Regions from separate parts of the Homo sapiens genome. Here region 1 is linked to region 2. The links are chromatin loops, found by intact Hi-C in ENCODE. Cell type or tissue: heart right ventricle. All regions are shown on one strand. Links, peaks and the distances in the headings refer to the core of each region. The heading gives the core; the rest is flanking DNA. Region 1 overlaps ACSBG2 (acyl-CoA synthetase bubblegum family member 2). Region 2 has its middle 20 kb from the start of MLLT1.

Region 1 (8,330 bases), core at 161-8,160, 130 kb before region 2:
ACAACATTAAGTTTAAATATTTTATTTATACCCAAGCCAAAATTTGTTATAACAATGACTAAGACAACCAATTAGAATTGCAGACTTCTCAGGAGATCGAGACCATCCTGGTCAACATGGTGAAACACCGTCTCTACTAAAAATACAAAAATTAGCTGGGCATGGTGGTACGTGCCTGTAGTCCCAGCTACTCAGGAGGTTGAGGCAGGAGAATCGCTTGAACCCGGGAGGCGGAGGTTCCAGTGAGCCGAGATCACACCACTGCACTCCAGCCTGGCAACAGAGTGAGACTCTGTCTCAAAAAAAAAAAAAAAAAAAGGCCGGGCGCCAGTGGCTCACACCTGTAATCCCAGCACTTTGGGAGGCCGAGGCAGGCGGATCACGAGGTCAGAAGATCGAGACCATCCTGGCTAACACGGTGAAACCCCGTCTCTATTGAAAATACAAAAAAATTATCCAGGCGTGGTGGTGGGCGCCTGTAGTCCCAGCTACTCGGGAGGCTGAGACAGGAGAATGGCGTGAACCCAGGAGGCGGAGCTTGCAGTGAGCTGAGATCGCGCCACTGCACTCCAGCCTGGGCAACAGAGCAAGACTCCGTCTCAAAAAAAAAAAAAAAAAAAAAATTACAAACTTTTTAGAGGTTCAAAGTGACCACTACAGCAACAGTCTTAAGTCTCGGATAACTTAAAAGACTACTTTGTTAGCAATAACACTTACAGCAGGGTTTCTCAACCTCCTTGCTGTTGACATTTGGGGCAGGTAATTCTCTAAGGAGCTGTCCGACGCCCTGTAGGATGTTGAGCTGCATTGCTGGCCTCCACTCACTGGATGCCAGGAATATATCCCCTGCCTCCCACTTGAAACAACCAAAAGTGTCTCCAGACACTGCCTAATATACCCTGGTGGGGGGAGGGTGGGCGGTGGTGGAGTAGTATCACCCCTGGTTGAAGACGCTAATTTATAGGGGAGAGTCACATAGAAGGGCATCTACTCCTCTGCAAGGGAGAGTAGAACCTACCATTTTAAGATTCTGTTTAGGCTGGGCACAGTAGCTCATGCCTGTAATTGGGAGGCTGAGGTGGACAAATAACCTGAGGTCAAGAGTTCGAGACTAGCCTGGCCAACATGGAGAAACCCTGTCTCTACTAAAAATACAAATAATAATAATAATAATAATAATAATAATAATAATAATAATAATCGCCCAAGCACAGTGGCTCACACCTGTAATCCCAGCACTTTGGGAGGCTGAGGCGGGCAGATCATGAGGTCAGGAGGTACAGACCATCCTGGCCAACATGGTGAAACCCCGTCTCTACTAAAAAATACAAAAAATTAGCTGGGCATGGTGGCATGCGCCTGTAGTCCCAGCTGCTCAGGAGGCTGAGGCAGGGGAATCACTTGAACCCGGGAAGCGGAGGTTGCAGTGAGCCGAGATAGTGCCACTGCACTCAAGCCTGGCGAAAGAGCGAGACTCCATCTAAAAAAAAAAAGGCTGGGTGTGGTGGCTCATGCCTGTAATCCCAGCACTTTGGGAAGCCGAGGTGGGTGGATAACCTGAGGTCAGGAGTTCGAGACCATCCTGACCAATATGGTGAAACCCCACCTCTACTAAAAATACAAAAATTAGCCGGGCGTGGTGGCACGCACCTGTAGTCTCAGCTACTCAGGAGGCTGAGAGAGGAGAATCACTTGATCCCAAGAGGCAGAGGTTGCAGTGAGCCAAGAGCAGTGAGCGGAGATCACGCCACTGCACTCCAGCCTGGGCGACAGAGCAAGACTCTGTCTCCAAATAAACAAATAAATAAAATAAAATACAAAAAAAAAAAAAAAAAACAGCCAGGCGTGGTGGTGCATGCCTGTCCAAGCTACTCGGGAGGCTAAAGAGGATCACTTGAACCTGGGAGGTGGAGGTTGCAGTGAGCTGAGATCACGCCATTGCACTCCAGCCTGGGTGACAGAGCAAGACTCTTGTCTCAAAAGAAAAAAGAAAGAAAGAAAGAAAAAGATTTAGTTTAGGACCCAGAAATGAGCAAAAACGAATGAGACTGAGAAAGTGGACTGTGACATTTGGGAAGGAAAATGGCCGAGTAAGACAATGAACTGTGCCAGTTGTGATGCTTGGCATCTGTGTGCCCAACAGACTGAGGACCAACCCAGATCTCCAAGACAGGGGATTGGATTGGACCAGCATGGGTCTGGTGCCCATCCCAATCCAGTCATTTGTGGCTGTGGAAGCCGGGGGTCTTCTACCGGCCTTTGAAGGAACACCCTTTGTAGGGAGACCTAGGGGCATCTCTGAGAAAGGACAGGTTCCCCCAGAGGGCTTGTGTGTGCTCTTCCTCTCACCCTTGCCCTACCTTGTTACAGATTATCTGGGCAAAGGGCTTTGCCTGCTCAGATGAAGCCAGCATCACCCTGGGCAGGTTTCAGGCAACACTGGCCATCTGTAGAGGACTTTGAGGGGCCTTTTTTTTTTTTTTTTGAGATGGAGTTTCACTCTGTTGCCCAGGCTGGAGTGCAGTGGCGTGATCTTGGCTCACTGCAATCTCCACCTCCCCATTTCAAGCGATTCTCCTGCCTCAGCATCCTGAGGAGCTGGGATTACAGGCGCCTGCCACCACACCCGGCTAATTTTTGTATTTTTAGTAGAGATGGGGTTTCACCATGCTGGCCATGTTGGTCTTGAACTCCTGACCTCGTGATCCGCCCACCTCAGCCTCCCAGTGCTGGGATTACAGGTGTGAGCCACCGTGCCTGGCCGAGGGGCCTCCATCTTTAAGTCAGCGCATCACCCTCATCCAGTGCTTTGTTGGGGGTTCAATGGTAGAATTTCTGCAGATCCCATGTGATGCTCAGTCGATACAACCCAAGAGTTCACTTTGCGGCACCGAATTCTGTCATAGTTAAGAGCACAGGCTCTGGAGTCAGACCTTGGGTTTGAATGCTAGCTCCTCTCTTCACTTGCCTTAAGTAATCTGCCTTGGGCAAGTAATCTACCACCCCTGAGCCTCAGCTTCTTCACCTGCCAGAGTGAGGCAATGCATCAATTATCAATAAGGATGCCTTTGGTCGTAAGTGACAAAAGTCTGACCCCAAATGGCTTAAGCAACAAACAAACAAAAAGATAATCTGTTGGACCATGCAACTACAGTTCAGGGCGTGGATTTCAGGCATGGCTGGAACCAGGGGCTCAAAGAATGTGCCCAGGCTCTATTTTCCTTTCTCTATTTCTTGGCTCCGCTCCAGCCTTGCTTTCTCACATAGTCCTGAGATGGTTCAGCAGCTCCTAGAGCTACATCTTGACTCATTCACATACACAGTCTGTGTCTCAGAATTCCCAGGTAAAGTCTTCATCTTCATTATGATTGGACCACTTGAGGTCACATGTCCAGACTTGATCCAATCACCATAACCCAGGCTGATAGAACAGTTTGAGCCAATTAGGGTTGACTTCCAGATCTGTGGGTGAAGTCAGCCCCATCCAATTGGTGACTAAGAAGTAGAGTGGGGAGTGGAATTTGGGAAGGCAGCGAACAAATAATACCTAACTCCGTAGAACACTTACCACCTGCCAACTACTATTCTGAGCACTTTGCATATATTAACTCTCTTACTGCTTAGAACAACCCAAGGAGTTGCGTCCTGACATCATTCCCATTTTACAAATGAGGAAACTGAGGCACAGGGAGCTTAAGTGGCTTGGTGACGCTGCGAGGAAGTGGCAGAACTGGAAGCAGAGATCTTGGGACTTTTGTAAGAGGTGCCAGGACTGGCACATCCTAAGCCCTTCCACCTGCTGAGGATCATTCTTTAGGAAAAGCTGATAGGACGAGGTCTGGCTGGGTGAGAGGACTCCCGACTGCCTTCTCATCCTCCGCTTGTCTTTTCTGTCCACAGTGGGATGATTTCATGGAACTTGGCAGAAGTATCCCTGACACCCAACTGGAGCAGGTCATCGAGAGCCAGAAGGCGAATCAATGCGCAGTGCTCATCTACACTTCAGGGACCACAGGCATACCCAAGGGAGTGATGCTCAGTCATGACAACGTACGCCAAAGTCCCTTTGCTCTGGAGTGGTGGCCTTTGGGCTGTTTCTCTTGTTGGCTTCCAGGGGCAGGGTGGCATTCCAGGGTCTAGTACGCAGTGTGGCTCCTTCACCATTGGGGGTTAGAGAGTAGCGTAGTTGCTTCACTAGGGGGCAGCAGAGTGCAGTGATTGAGATCAAGGAATGCTGGCCATGTCAAAAGCAGAAAAATGTCTGGCAGGGTATGCACCCAGCAGACAATGATTCCTCTGTGTGAGTCAGGAAGGTTGTGTGTGTGTGTGTGTGTGTGTGTGTGTGTGTGTGTGTGTGTGTGTGTGTTTTGAGATGGGGTCTCCCTCTGTCGCCCAGGCTGGAGTGCAGTGGCGCAATCTTGGCTCACTGCAACCTCTGCCTCCGTTCAAGTGATTTTCCTGCCTCAGCCTCCCAGGTAGCTGGGATTACAGGCACCCGCCACCATGCCTGGCTAATTTTTGTATGTTTATTAGAGACAGGGTTTCACCAAGTTGGCCAGGCTGGTCTTGAACTCCTGACCTCAGGTGATCCACCGCCTTGGCCTCCCAAAGTGCTGGGATTACAGGCATGAGCCACCACGCCCAGCCTACTTTATTTTTCAGTTGTGTGTGTGTTTTGTTTTGTTTTGCTTTTTGAGACCGAGTCTGGCTCTGTGCCCCAGGCTGGAGTACAGTGGCACTCCACTCACTGCAACCACTGCCTCCTGGGTTCAAGCAATTCTCGTGCCTCAGCCTCCTGAGTATCTGGGACTACAAGCCAGTGCCACCACATCCAACTAATTTTTTGTATTTTGGGTAGAGATGGAGTTTCACCACGTTGACCAGGCTGGTCTCAAACTCCTGACCTCAAGTGATCTGCCTGCCTCGGCCTCCCAAAGTGTTGGGATTACAGGCGTGAGCCACAGCACCTGGTCTGTTTTTACACTGTTTTTAGAGATGGGTTCTTACCATGTTGCCCAGGCTGGAGTGCAGTGACTACTCACAGGCACAATCATCATGCACTTAAGCTTCAGACTCAACAGGCTCAAGTGATCCTTCTGCCTCAGCCTCCCAAGTAGCTGGGTCTACAGGTGCATGCAATCACACCTGGCCTGCTGGTTTTTAAATGAAGAATTTCTATAAAAGCATTCTTATAAATGCTTCCCTGCCCCCCCTCAGCCTAGGGTAATAGTTACCAGCACACACTGGTGTCTGACCACCTCAGTGTTGGAATCCTGGCTTTGCTACTTGTAAGTAACCATGTAAGCTGGTGTGACATTGGTCATATGACATCACCAAACTGTGTGTCAGTTTGCCCAACTGTAAAATGGGGAGAGTAGAGGGCCCAATTCTGGCAGAGGGCCTGGCCCATGGAAGGTCAGCAATGGAAGATTGCAAAAGTCAGCCTCCACTCCCTTAATACACTGTCTCAGCTAGTGCTGTATAGCAAGGTGTGGAGCTAGGATCATCCCCCTGGGTCTGGAGGTCCCGATCCTAGATCCACACCCTGGAAATCTTCTCTGAATTTCTCATTTTAACATGAATCCAAATCTTTTGCCAACACTGTCTCCTTCAGCAGAACTCCTTTCCTCCTCCTGCATCTTAGCTCAAGGCCTCTTAGAAGTTTTCTGATTTTTCTACAACTATGGTTTTTACTCTCCCACACTGTCTGTCTGAGCAATATCACGGGCCCAGGACTAAGGTCTATATGTAAATTAAAACTTGGCTTCCTGTAAAATTTGATGCATAAATATATTTTGCTATAACAACAAGGAAAGCAGGCTTCAAGTTTGGCAATAAATCACGGGAGTACAAATTAAAAGTTCAGACATTACAGAAGCCCTTGGACTCAATTGTATGATGCATGATAGAGAAAAATTATTTTTGGCCCAGTCTCCATCATCGCTCCCCTGGACCTGTGTGGTTGCTTCCACCCCATCCGGTTACCCGCCTCCCACCCAACTCCCACCCTCACCCCCACCCCCAGTCTATCCTCTCTACAGCCACCAGAGAGTGCCTGTGAGCACCTGAGTCAAGTCCCAATCCTCCTCTGTCTGCAGCCCTCCATGGCTCCCACTTCCCTCCAGGTAAAAGCCCAAGTCTCCTGAGGCCCACAAGGCACTGCAAGCCTAGCCCCATCTCCCTTCTCCTCTCCTCTCCTCCCTCTCTCCCCCTTGCTCACTCTGTTCTAGCCACATGGTCCTCCTTGCTGTTCCTCCAACACACCAGACACGTCCTGCCTCTTGGTCTTTGCATGAGCTCCGTGGGAAGTATTTTTCCACACAGCTTGTTCCCTCCCCTCCTTCGGGTGGGTCTCTGCTCAGTGTCACTTCCTCAGTGAAGCCCTCCCTAACTTCCATGTTTGAAATAGCAAACAATAAACCACCCCATTACTACCTAATTCCCATTTGGCTACTTTTTTTCTTCCTTAGAAAATTTTGACACTGTCATATTATATGCTCATTTGTTTATCAGGAACATCAGCTCCTTGAGGTCAGGGGTTTTCTGTCTTATTCACTACTGTAACTGCAGTGCCTGATGAGCAGGAGGACTCAATCCACTTTTGGGAAATGAATGAATGAGGGAAATCTGATTAAACAGGATATTCCCCTCTATGCTGGCTAGTATTTATGCTCCTAGTGGCTGCATGTGTGGTAAGACATTCTCCTAGCACAGGCATTATGAGCATAGATCCTGGAGCAAGACTGCCCACTTTTTAAAGGGGCTGGTTTTTTTCTTATTAAGTTCCTTATAGATTCTGAATATTAGTCCTTTTTTATTTTTATTTTTTTTGAAACAGAGTCTTGCTCTGTCATCCAGGCTGGAGTACAGTGACACTATCGCGGCACACTGCAATGTCCACCTCCCAGGTTTAAACAATTCTCCTGCCTCAGCCTCCCAAGCAGCTGGGATTACAGGCACCCACCACCACACCTGGCTAATTTTTGTATTTTTAGAAGAGGTGGGGCTTCGCTATGTTGGGCAGGCTGGTCTCGAACTCCTGACTTCAAGTGATCCACCCACCTCAGCCTCCCAAAGTGTTGGAATTACAGGCGTGAGCCATGGCGCCTGGCCAATATTAGTCCTTTAATTGATGCACAGTTGCAAATATTTTCTCCTATTCTGTAGGTTGTCTTTACTCTGTTAATTGTTTCTTTTGCTGTGCAGAAGCTCTTAAGTCCCAATTGTCCATGTTTGGTTTTGTTGTATTTGTTTTTGTGGTCTTAGTCATAAATTCTCTGCCTAGCCCAATGTCCAGAAGAATTTTTCCTAGGTTTTCTTCTAGTTTCTTCATTCTTCTGCACATGGCTAGCCAGTTTTCCCAGCACCACTTAGTGAATAGGATGTCCTTCCCCATTGTTTATTTTTGTTGACTTTGTCAAAAATCAGTTGGTTGTGTGTGGCTTAATTTTTGAGTTCTCTATTCTGTTCCATTGATCTCTGTGCCTATTTTTGTACCAGTACCATGCTGTTTTAGTTACTATAGCCTTGTAGTATAATTTGAAGTCAGATAATGTGATGCCTCTAGCTGTGTTCTTTTTGCTTAGGATTGCTCTATTTGGGCTTTCTGGTTCCATATAAATTTTAGAATTGTTTTATATAATTATGTGAAAAATCATATTGGTAATTTGATAGGAATTGTGATGAATCTGTAGATTGCTTTGGGCAGTATGGTCATGTTAACAATGTTGATTCTTCCTGTCAATGAGCATGGAATGCTTTTCCATTTGTGTCATCTGTGATTTCTTTCATCAATGTTTTGAAAAGTTATTCTCGTAGAAGTCTTTCATCTCCTTGGTTAAATGTGTCTGTGGGTATTTTATTTTTTGTGTAGCTACTGTAAATGGGATTGAATTCTTGATTTGGTTTTCAACTTTAAGAATATTGGTATATAGAAATGCTACTGATTTTTGTACATTGATTTTGTATCCTGAAACTTTATTGAAGTCATTTATCTAGGAGTGTTTTGGAGGAATCTTTAGGGTTTTCTAGATGTAGAATCATATCATTGGTGAACAGAGATAATTTGACTTCCTCTGTTCCTATTTTCCTATTCATACATCTTTTATTTCTTGCTTGTGCCTGATTGCTCTGGCTAGGACTTCTAGTACTATGTTGAATAGCAGTGGTGAAAGTGGATATCCTTGTCTTGTTTCAGTTCTTAGAGGGAATGCTTCCAACTTTTCCCCTTCAGTATGATGTTTGCTGCAGGTTTGTCATAGACAGCTCTTATTATTTTGGGGTATATTCCTTGATGCCTAGTTTGTTGAGGGTTCTTATCATAAAGAATG
Region 2 (8,330 bases), core at 130-8,129:
TTTCTAAAGTTCTGACGTCTGAGAAAGTGTTATGAATCATAATTAGGGTTATTATGTTAGGTTATTGTAGACCACAGTGGTTACCAAATTTCTTTGTCAATCATGATTTTGACTGTGACTACCCTAGGACATTTTGACATTCATAGGCAATTGTTGTCTTGTTTTTTATGTTTGTTTGTTTTTGAGATGGAGTCTCGCTCTGTTGCCCAGGCTGGAGTGCAGTGGCGTGATCTTGGCTCACTGCAAGCTCCGCCTCCCGGGTTCACGCCATTCTCCTGCCTCCCTCTCCCGAGTAGGTGGGACTACAGGCGTCCGCCACCATGCCTGGCTAATTTTTTGTATTTTTAGTAGAGACGGGGTTTCACCGTGTTAGCCAGGATGGTCTCAATCTCCTGACCTCATGATCCGCCCACCTTAGCCTCCCAAAGTGCTGGGATTACAGGCGTGAGCCACCACGCCCGGCTGTTGTCTTGTTTTGATCTTCTTCAAAGGGTGGATTATAGACCTCAAGTGCAGGTTTCTGATAACTTTGGAGATTGTGAACAGGAGTTGACTGGGTGAATTGAACTAATGGAAGACCAAAGTAATCATTCTTGATTTTTTGCTTGGAACATTGCTGATCCCTTGTTTTGTTTTTCAGAATCAAGGAAGCTTTTCTTTCCAGCTATTGTAGCTTTTGACATTTGTAGGAGTGAACCAATCAGTGATCTCTGACTGCAGCTCAGAAGAAACTAAAGGGACAGACTGTCAAACTCCAAATGGTGATGCAAATGGAGCCTCAGACGATGACTCCCTTTTACTGGGAGCCCTTAGATAGGCCCCCGAGGGAAAATCTGACTGCCATTTTTCTGAAAACAATGCCCCCTGTCAGCATGAAGCAGTTAAGAATGACCATCATCCAGCCAGGCTCGGTGGCTCACGCCTGTAATCCCAGCACTTTGGGAGGCCGAGGCAGGTGGATCACGAGGTCAGGAATTCAAGACCAGCTTGGCCAACATGGTGATTCCCCGTCTCTACTAAAAATACAAAAATTAACCGGGTGTGGTGTCACGCGCCTGTAGTCCCAGCTACTTGGGTAGCTGAGGTGGGAGAGTTGCTTGAACCCGGGAGGCAGAGATTGCAGTGAGCCAAGATTGCACCACTGCACTTCAGCCTGGGCAACAAGAGTGAAACTCCGAAAAAAAAAAAAAAAGAATAGTCATCATCCCTACCCTAACAGCAGTTAGACGTACCTCTTCAGAGGGGAGTTTGATGGCTGTGGCAGGGCCAAGCAGGAGTCCCGCCCCTCCTGAGTTGGGATGAGATCTCTCCAGGTGCAGCTGCAGCTGCCCAAACCACAGCTGCAGAGCCGGGCCTCCCACTCCACAGAGTAAACAGGAGTCGCACACACCCCCAATGCAGCTGCAGCCACCCAAACAGAGGCTGTGTACCCAGGCATCCCTGCACTCTTGGGGTCCCAGGAAGGTTTCCCTGCCCTCGCAGGCTTGGAAATGCCTGCTCCCACTGCCTGGCTTCTCCCTGCTGTTGGCACCCATTCCAGTCTCAGAGCAAAGTTGGGGCCAAGCCCAGGCACTGTCACAGCCCAGCTGGGTGTGCACATGCTTGGGGCAGTGGTGACACTCCAGTCCCCTGCTGCCTCAGCCCCCTCTGGACCTTGGGTGCTGATGAGCATAGGAAGGAAGCTGAGGGAGGGGTTGAGGGCAGCTTGGTGCTGACCTGCAGGTGCCCCTTGGCATCTATAGCCTCATCACCACGAACAGCAGCAGGAGGCAGACAGGTTCCTGGGTGGAAGGGGGTGGATCCCCGGTGAGGTCCCACCTTCAAGCCAGGGAGGCCCTGAAGCCTGGGGGCCAGGCTGCCAGTCCCACAGACCAGAGTGGGAACTTGTGGTGCCTTTTCCAGGCTGCCCATGGACCAATCAGCATGGACTTCCTCCCCTCTGAGGCCCATCAAAGCCCTGGGCTCAGCCATAGCTAGACAGATATAGGGATGACCAGCTGCAAAGAGAAGCAACCCACTCCAGGGCCTCCTCTCTGCTGAGAGCTGAGCACTTGACATGACGACTAGCTACAGAGAGGATCTACCCACTCCAGGGCCTTTTTTTTTTTTTTTCTGAGCTATTCTGTTGCTCAATAAAGCTCCTCTTCACCTTGCTCACCCTCCACTTGTCCGTGTACCTCATTCTTCTTGGGCGCAGGACAAGAGCTTGGGACCTGCCGAATGGCAGGACTGGAAGAGCTATAACACAAACAGGGCTGAAACACGCCCCTTGCTTGCCGTGTTGATGGTAATGAGAAGGAGAGAAGAGCTCCAGCCCTTCAGAAAGCCTAGACCTGGGAGCTCCCTGAGCCAGGGCAGTGACTCCCTCTTTGAGGCCCAGCATGAAGCTTGGAGTCTCCAAGCTTCTGGGCTCCACCATGGTCCCTGGTGGCAGCCATGGACGCTACTTGTGGTGCACCTGGCCAAGCCGCAGCCTTGCAGAGAGCCAGTGCCCATGCCGGCACCTGGAGCTGCTCACCCTGCTGCAGCAGCCGGTGTGTCTGACTGTGCACAGGGGCTAGACCCCATGCTTGCTTGAACACACACCCCTTGCCACTCCACACCTGGCACACCCTTGGCAGGTGTGGGATCCAGGCTGGTAGCAAGAGCCGAGTGTAGCCTGCCAGGTCAAGTGGGCAGAATGAGCCCAGTGGGCCTGAGCAAAACTCAGGCAAAGATGCCACCAGCCACAGAGGTTTACAGCCAGAAAAGTGACACCATCCCAAGAATTCTGCAATGGCACCACTGCACTCCAGGCTGGGTAATAGAGCAAGACCTTGTATCTATGAACCCTGAAGACATTATGCTAAGTGAAATAAGCCAGACACAAAAGGACAAATCCTGTGTGATTCCACTCCTCTCCTAGGAGTCAACAGAGGTCCCTCAAGTCAACAGATTCATAGAAACAGAAAATAGGCTGGTGGATGCCAGGAGCAGGGGAGGGTGCTGGGGAGTGAGTGTTTCATGGGGACAGTTTCATGCTGGGAAGATGAGAAAGTTCTGGAGATGGATGAAAGAAAGTCAAATGCTATACATTCTCACTTATAAGTGGTATCTAAATAATGTGTACACATGGGTGTAGAGTGTAGAATGATAGACATTGGGTGGGCGGGGGGGGTGGATGGAAGGAGAGAAAGTGATGAAAAATTGTATAACAGATACAAAGTATATTATTCAGGTGATGGATACACGAAAAGCCAAGACCACCATTATGCAATATATGCATGTGACAAACTGTACTTGTAGCCCTTCAACTTTTTAGATTTTTTTTTTTTTTTGAGACGGAGTCTCGCTCTGTCACCCAGGCTGGAGTGCAGTGGCGCGATCTCGGCTCACTGCAAGCTCCACCTCCCAGGTTCACGCCATTGTCTTGCCTCAGCTTCCCGAGTAGCTGGAACTACAGGCGCCCGCCACTACGCCCAGCTAATTTTTTGTATTTTTAGTAGAGATGGGGTTTCACCATGTTAGCCAGAATGGTCTTGATCTCCTGACCTCGTGATCCTCCCGCCTCGGCCTCCCAAAGTGCTGGGATTACAGGCGTGAGCCACCACGCCCAGCCTAGATTTTTAAATCTAGTCACCCAGGCTAGAGTGCAATGGCGCAATCATAGCTCACTGCAGCCTCAACCTCCCGGGCTCAAGCAATCCTCCCACCTCAGCCTCCCCAGTAGCTGGGACCACAGGCATGTGCCACCACATCCAGCTAATTTTTAAAATTTTTTTTTGTAGAGATAGGGTCTCCCTATGTTGCCCAGGCTGGTCTTGAACTCCAAAGAAAGTAACATTTTGGATGTTCTGGTCTTGCTTTTGGTCCATAACGGAACTGTTACTGTTAATACGTTAAGTCTCTACCGCCCTCTAGTGGTTCACTTTATTTGCACCCCGGGAACAACGTTGAGTGTTCCCTTTTTATTTTGCCTAGTAGACGGTCCAGCCCTCTTTTGGGTACTTTTTGGAATTCCTTTTGGCCTCCAACCTGTTTCCTGTAAGCTCCCAGTTTGCTGCCTGCCACAAAAGTACACACACAGCCACCTGTTGCAATACACATACATAAGTATATATTTTTTTGAGATGGAGTCTGGCTCTGTCGCCCAGTCTGGAGTGCAGTGGTGTGATCTCGGCTCACTGCAACCTCCGCCTCCTGGGTTCAAGCGATTCTCCTGCCTCAGCCTCCCGAGTAGCTGGGATTACAGGTGCCCACCACCATGCCCGGCTAAACTTTGTATTCTTAGTAGAGATGGGGTTTCACCATGTTGGCCAGGCTGGTTTTGCACTCCTAACCTCAGGTGATCCGCCAACCTTGACCTCCCAAAGTGTGGTGAATACAGTTGTGAGCCACTGTGCCTGACCAGTGATTTTCATTTCCCTAACAACAATGATATTGAGCATCTTCATGTGTGCCTGGAGCTGCTATTATTATTATTATTATTATTATTATTATTATTATTATTATTTTGACAGAGTTTTGCTCTTGTCACCCAGGCTGGAATGCAGTGGCGTGATCTCAGCTCACTGCAACCTCTGCCTCCTGGGTTCAAGTGATTCTCCTGCCTCAGCCTCCTGAATAGCTGGGATTACAAGTGTGTGCCACCACACCCGGCTAATTTTTTGTATTTTTAGTGGAGACAGGGTTTCACCATGTTGGCCAGACTGGTCTCGAACTCTTGACCTCAGGTGGTCTGCCCGCTTTGTCCTCCCAAAGTGCTGGGATTATAGGCATAAGCCCACTGCACCCAGCATTTTTTTTTTTGAGACAGTTTCACTCTGTCGTCCAGTTTGGAGGGCAGTGGTACAATCTCAGCTTACTGCAACCTCCGCCAATTGGGTTCAAGCGATTCTTCTGCCCTAGTCTCCCGAGTAGCTGGAATCACAAGTGTGTGACACCATGCCCAGCTAATTTTTTGTATTTTAGTAGAGATGGGGTTTCACTATGTTGCCCAGGCTGGTCTCGAACTCCTTATCTCAGGCAATCTACTCACCTTGGCCTTTCAAAGTGCTAGGATTACAAGCGTGAGCCACTGCTCCAGCCCTTTTTTCTTTTTCTTTTTTTTTTTTTTTTTTCAGACAGGGTCTCACTCTGTCACTCAGGCTGGAGTGCAGTGGTGTGATCATGGCTCACTGCAGCCTCAACCTCCCTGGCTCATGAAGCGATCCTCCTGCCTCAGCCTCCCAAGTAGCTAAGACCACAGGTGTACACCACCATGCTTGGCTAATTCTTAATTTGTTTGTAGAGACAGGTTCTCGCTATGTTGCCCAGGCTGGTCTCAAAAAATCCTCTCACCTCGGTCTCCCAAAACACTGGGATTACAGGCATGAGCCACCAAGCCCAGCCTGTGCTTGGAGCTTTTGAGTTCACTTTTAAACTTGGAAAGAAGGCAGCCTAGCCCTCCTGGTGGCCGCTCCCACCCATGAAGCCAGCCAGAGGGACGAAGAGAGCCTGGCCCTGGTGACATCATTTGAAGCCTGGACCCAGCCAGGTCTGCAGCCTGGGGCTGAACTTCAAAAGTAGATATGCTGGCCAGGCACAGTGGCTCACGCCTATAATCCCAGCACTTTGGGAGGCTGAGGTGGGCAGATCACCTGAGCTCAGGAGTTCCAGATCAGCCTGGGCAACATGGTTAAACCCCACCTCTACTAAAAATACAAAAATTAGCTGGCATGCTTGCATGCACCTGCAGTCCCAGCTACTTAGGAGGCTGAGGCAGAAGAATTGTTTGAACCCAGAAGGTAGAGGTTGCAGTGAGCCGAGATTGTGCCACTGCACTCCAGCCTGGGTGACAGAGCAAGACTCTGTCTCAAATAAACAAACAAAAGTACATATTGCTGATTGTCCGTTTGTGATTTCAGTCAGTTGGGGTTGAATATTTTGTCCTTTTTCACCAACAGACCTTCCTGATTAAGCGGATCACCTGAGGTCAGGAGTTCAAAACCAGCCTGGCCAACATGGTAAAACCCTGTCTCTATTAAAAATACAAAAATTACCCGGGTATGGTGGTGGGTGCCTGTCATCCCAGCTGCTTCGGGGGCTGAGGCATGAGAATTGCTTGAACCCAGGAGGTGGAGGTTGCAGTGAGCCAAGATCGCACCACTGCACTCCAGTCTAGGCAACAGAGATCCTGTCTCAAAAAAAAAAAAAAGTATATATGCTGATTGTCCATTTGTGATTTCAGGCAGTTGGGGTTGAATATTTTGTCCTTTGTCACCAAGAGACCTTCCCTGATGGAGACTAGGATGTGCAAGGGTCATGTAGCTTGTTAGAATTATAGACTGGAGGCTGGGCACGGTGGCTCACGCCTGTAATCCCAGCACTTTGGGAGGCCGAGGCAGGTGGATCACTAGGTCAGTAGATCGAGACCATCTGGCTAACACGGTGAAACCTGTCTCTACTAAAAATACAAAAAATTAGTCGGGCGTGGTGGCGGGCGCCTGTAGTCCCAGCTACATAGGAGGCTGAGGCAGGAGAATAGCGTGAACCCGGGAGGTGGAGCTTGCAGTGAACCGAGATCACGCCACTGCACTCCAGCCTGGGCTACAAAGTGAGATTGCGTCTCAAAAAAAAAAAAAAAAAAAGAGTTACAGACTGGATTGGGAGGCCGAGGTGGGCAGATCATGAGGTCAGGAGTTCGAGACCACCCTGGCCAATATGGTGAAACCCCGTCTCTACTGAAAATACAAAAATTAGCCAGGCGTGGTGGCACGTGCCTGTAATCCCAGCTACTCAGGAGGCTGAGGCACAAGACTCGCTTGAACCGGGAGGCAGAGGTTACCCAGGCCTCTTGCTCATCGGCTACGTTCATGCCCCAAGAGGAGGCTGTGAGGAGGGGCCAGCAGGAGCCAGAGGACAGATACTGGGGATAGAGCGGGATTTTTTTTTAAATGATTTTGCACTCGGGCCACATAAGCTGGCAAAGAAGAGGAAGAGCCACGGGGTCAGGGGAGGAGGCAGGCGCTTCTCTATCCTCCTCCCTCAGAAGATTTTGTTTGTTGATTCTTTTTTTTTTTTTTTTTGAGACAGAGTCTTGCTCTGTTGCCCAGGCTGGAGTGCAGTGGCGCAATCTTGGCTCACTGCAACCTCTGTCTCCCGGGTTCAAGCAGTTTTCCTGCCTCAGCCTCCCGAGTAGCTGGGACTACAGGCACGTGCCACCAAGCCTGGCTAATTTTTTTTTTTTTTTGAGACGCAGTCTCGCTGTATCGCCCAGGCTGGAGTGCAGTGGGGTGATCTCGGCTCACTGCAAGCTCTGCCTCCCAGGTTCACGCCATTCCCCTGCCTCAGCCTCCTGAGTAGCTGGAACTACAGGCGCCGGCCACCATGCCTGCCTCATTTTTTATATTTTTAGTAGAGATGGGGTTTCACCACGTTAGCCAGGATGGTCTCCATCTGCTGACCTCGAGATCTGCCCACCTCAGCCTCCCAAGGTGCTGGGATTACAGGCGTGAGCCACTGTGCTCAGCCACCCTCCCCAAGAAGATTTTTAACTGAGGTTCTCAACTCTTTGGGTGGTCAAACACCTCTTCAGGGGCTGTCACGGAATCACAGCTCCTCTCCCCCAAATACACCAAGACACACAACATTTTGCAGATGATTTTACAAGTTTACAGACATCCTCAACCCCACCTCTTCCTACCACCATGATCCATCCTGGAGCCACAAGTGAAAAACCTCTGGCTTCTAGAACAAGAAAGGAAGAAGGACTCGGAAGCAGATGACCAGGAATCCAAGTTCAGTCCCACTACTGTCTCACTGTAGTGCAAAGAGCTTTGGAAAAGGACGGACTGGGTTCAAGTCCACGATGTGTGGCCTTAGGCAAGTCACTTGCCCTCTCTGAGCCACATCTATAAAATGAGAGTATTCTCATTTATCTAAAGTGATGCACTCCAGGCACCTAGATTGTATGCCCAAACACCCATCTTTTGCACACAATGTCAAGTGGTCTGTGGACGCTGAAACCCATCCAGGGACCCCAGATAAGAACCTCTTACTATGTGTCTAGGCTGGAATGCAGTGGCACAACCTCCACTTTCTGGACTCAAGCCATCCTCCACCTCAGCCTCCCAAGTAGCTGGGACTACAGGCTCATGCCACCACACCCAGCTAATTTTTTTTAAATTTTTCATAGAGAGGAGGTTTTGCTGTGTTGCTCATGCTGGTCTTGAACTCCTGGGCTCAAGCAATCCTCCCACCTCAGCCTCCCAAAATGTTGGGATTACAGGCATGAGACACTGAGCCTGGCCAAAAGTCTTTGCTGTTGCTCCAGCTTGAAAGCTCATTCCCATCCCAGGGGTTTCACACAG

What was found. Hi-C counts contacts between places; a loop is a spot of excess contacts. Peaks named below come from ENCODE experiments on the same cell type or tissue, not always from the same donor. Only the 100,000 strongest peaks of a DNase experiment are listed, where the experiment ranks them.
Region 1: a loop joins it to region 2, with 12 times the contacts of the local background. A loop is called at or near these places in 46 of 110 quality-filtered maps.

What each region holds. Positions count from the first base shown.
Region 1 is chr19:6,161,966-6,170,295 of GRCh38, forward strand. ACSBG2 (acyl-CoA synthetase bubblegum family member 2) reads left to right here. Exons shown (of 15, transcript NM_030924.5): 7 at 3,901-4,050. All of the region lies in intron 2 of LOC105372255 (a long non-coding RNA gene), which reads right to left. Among named protein-coding and RNA genes, the nearest start is that of ACSBG2, 30 kb to the left of the region's middle. In heart right ventricle, for the core only: a CTCF peak has its summit at 4,165 (motif pointing right); a DNase peak (open chromatin) is centred at 4,196; H3K27ac peaks cover 85 bases.
Region 2 is chr19:6,296,059-6,304,388 of GRCh38, forward strand. No RefSeq gene overlaps it. Among named protein-coding and RNA genes, the nearest start is that of MLLT1, 20 kb to the left of the region's middle. In heart right ventricle, for the core only: a CTCF peak has its summit at 3,899 (motif pointing left); a DNase peak (open chromatin) is centred at 3,907; H3K27me3 peaks cover 126 bases.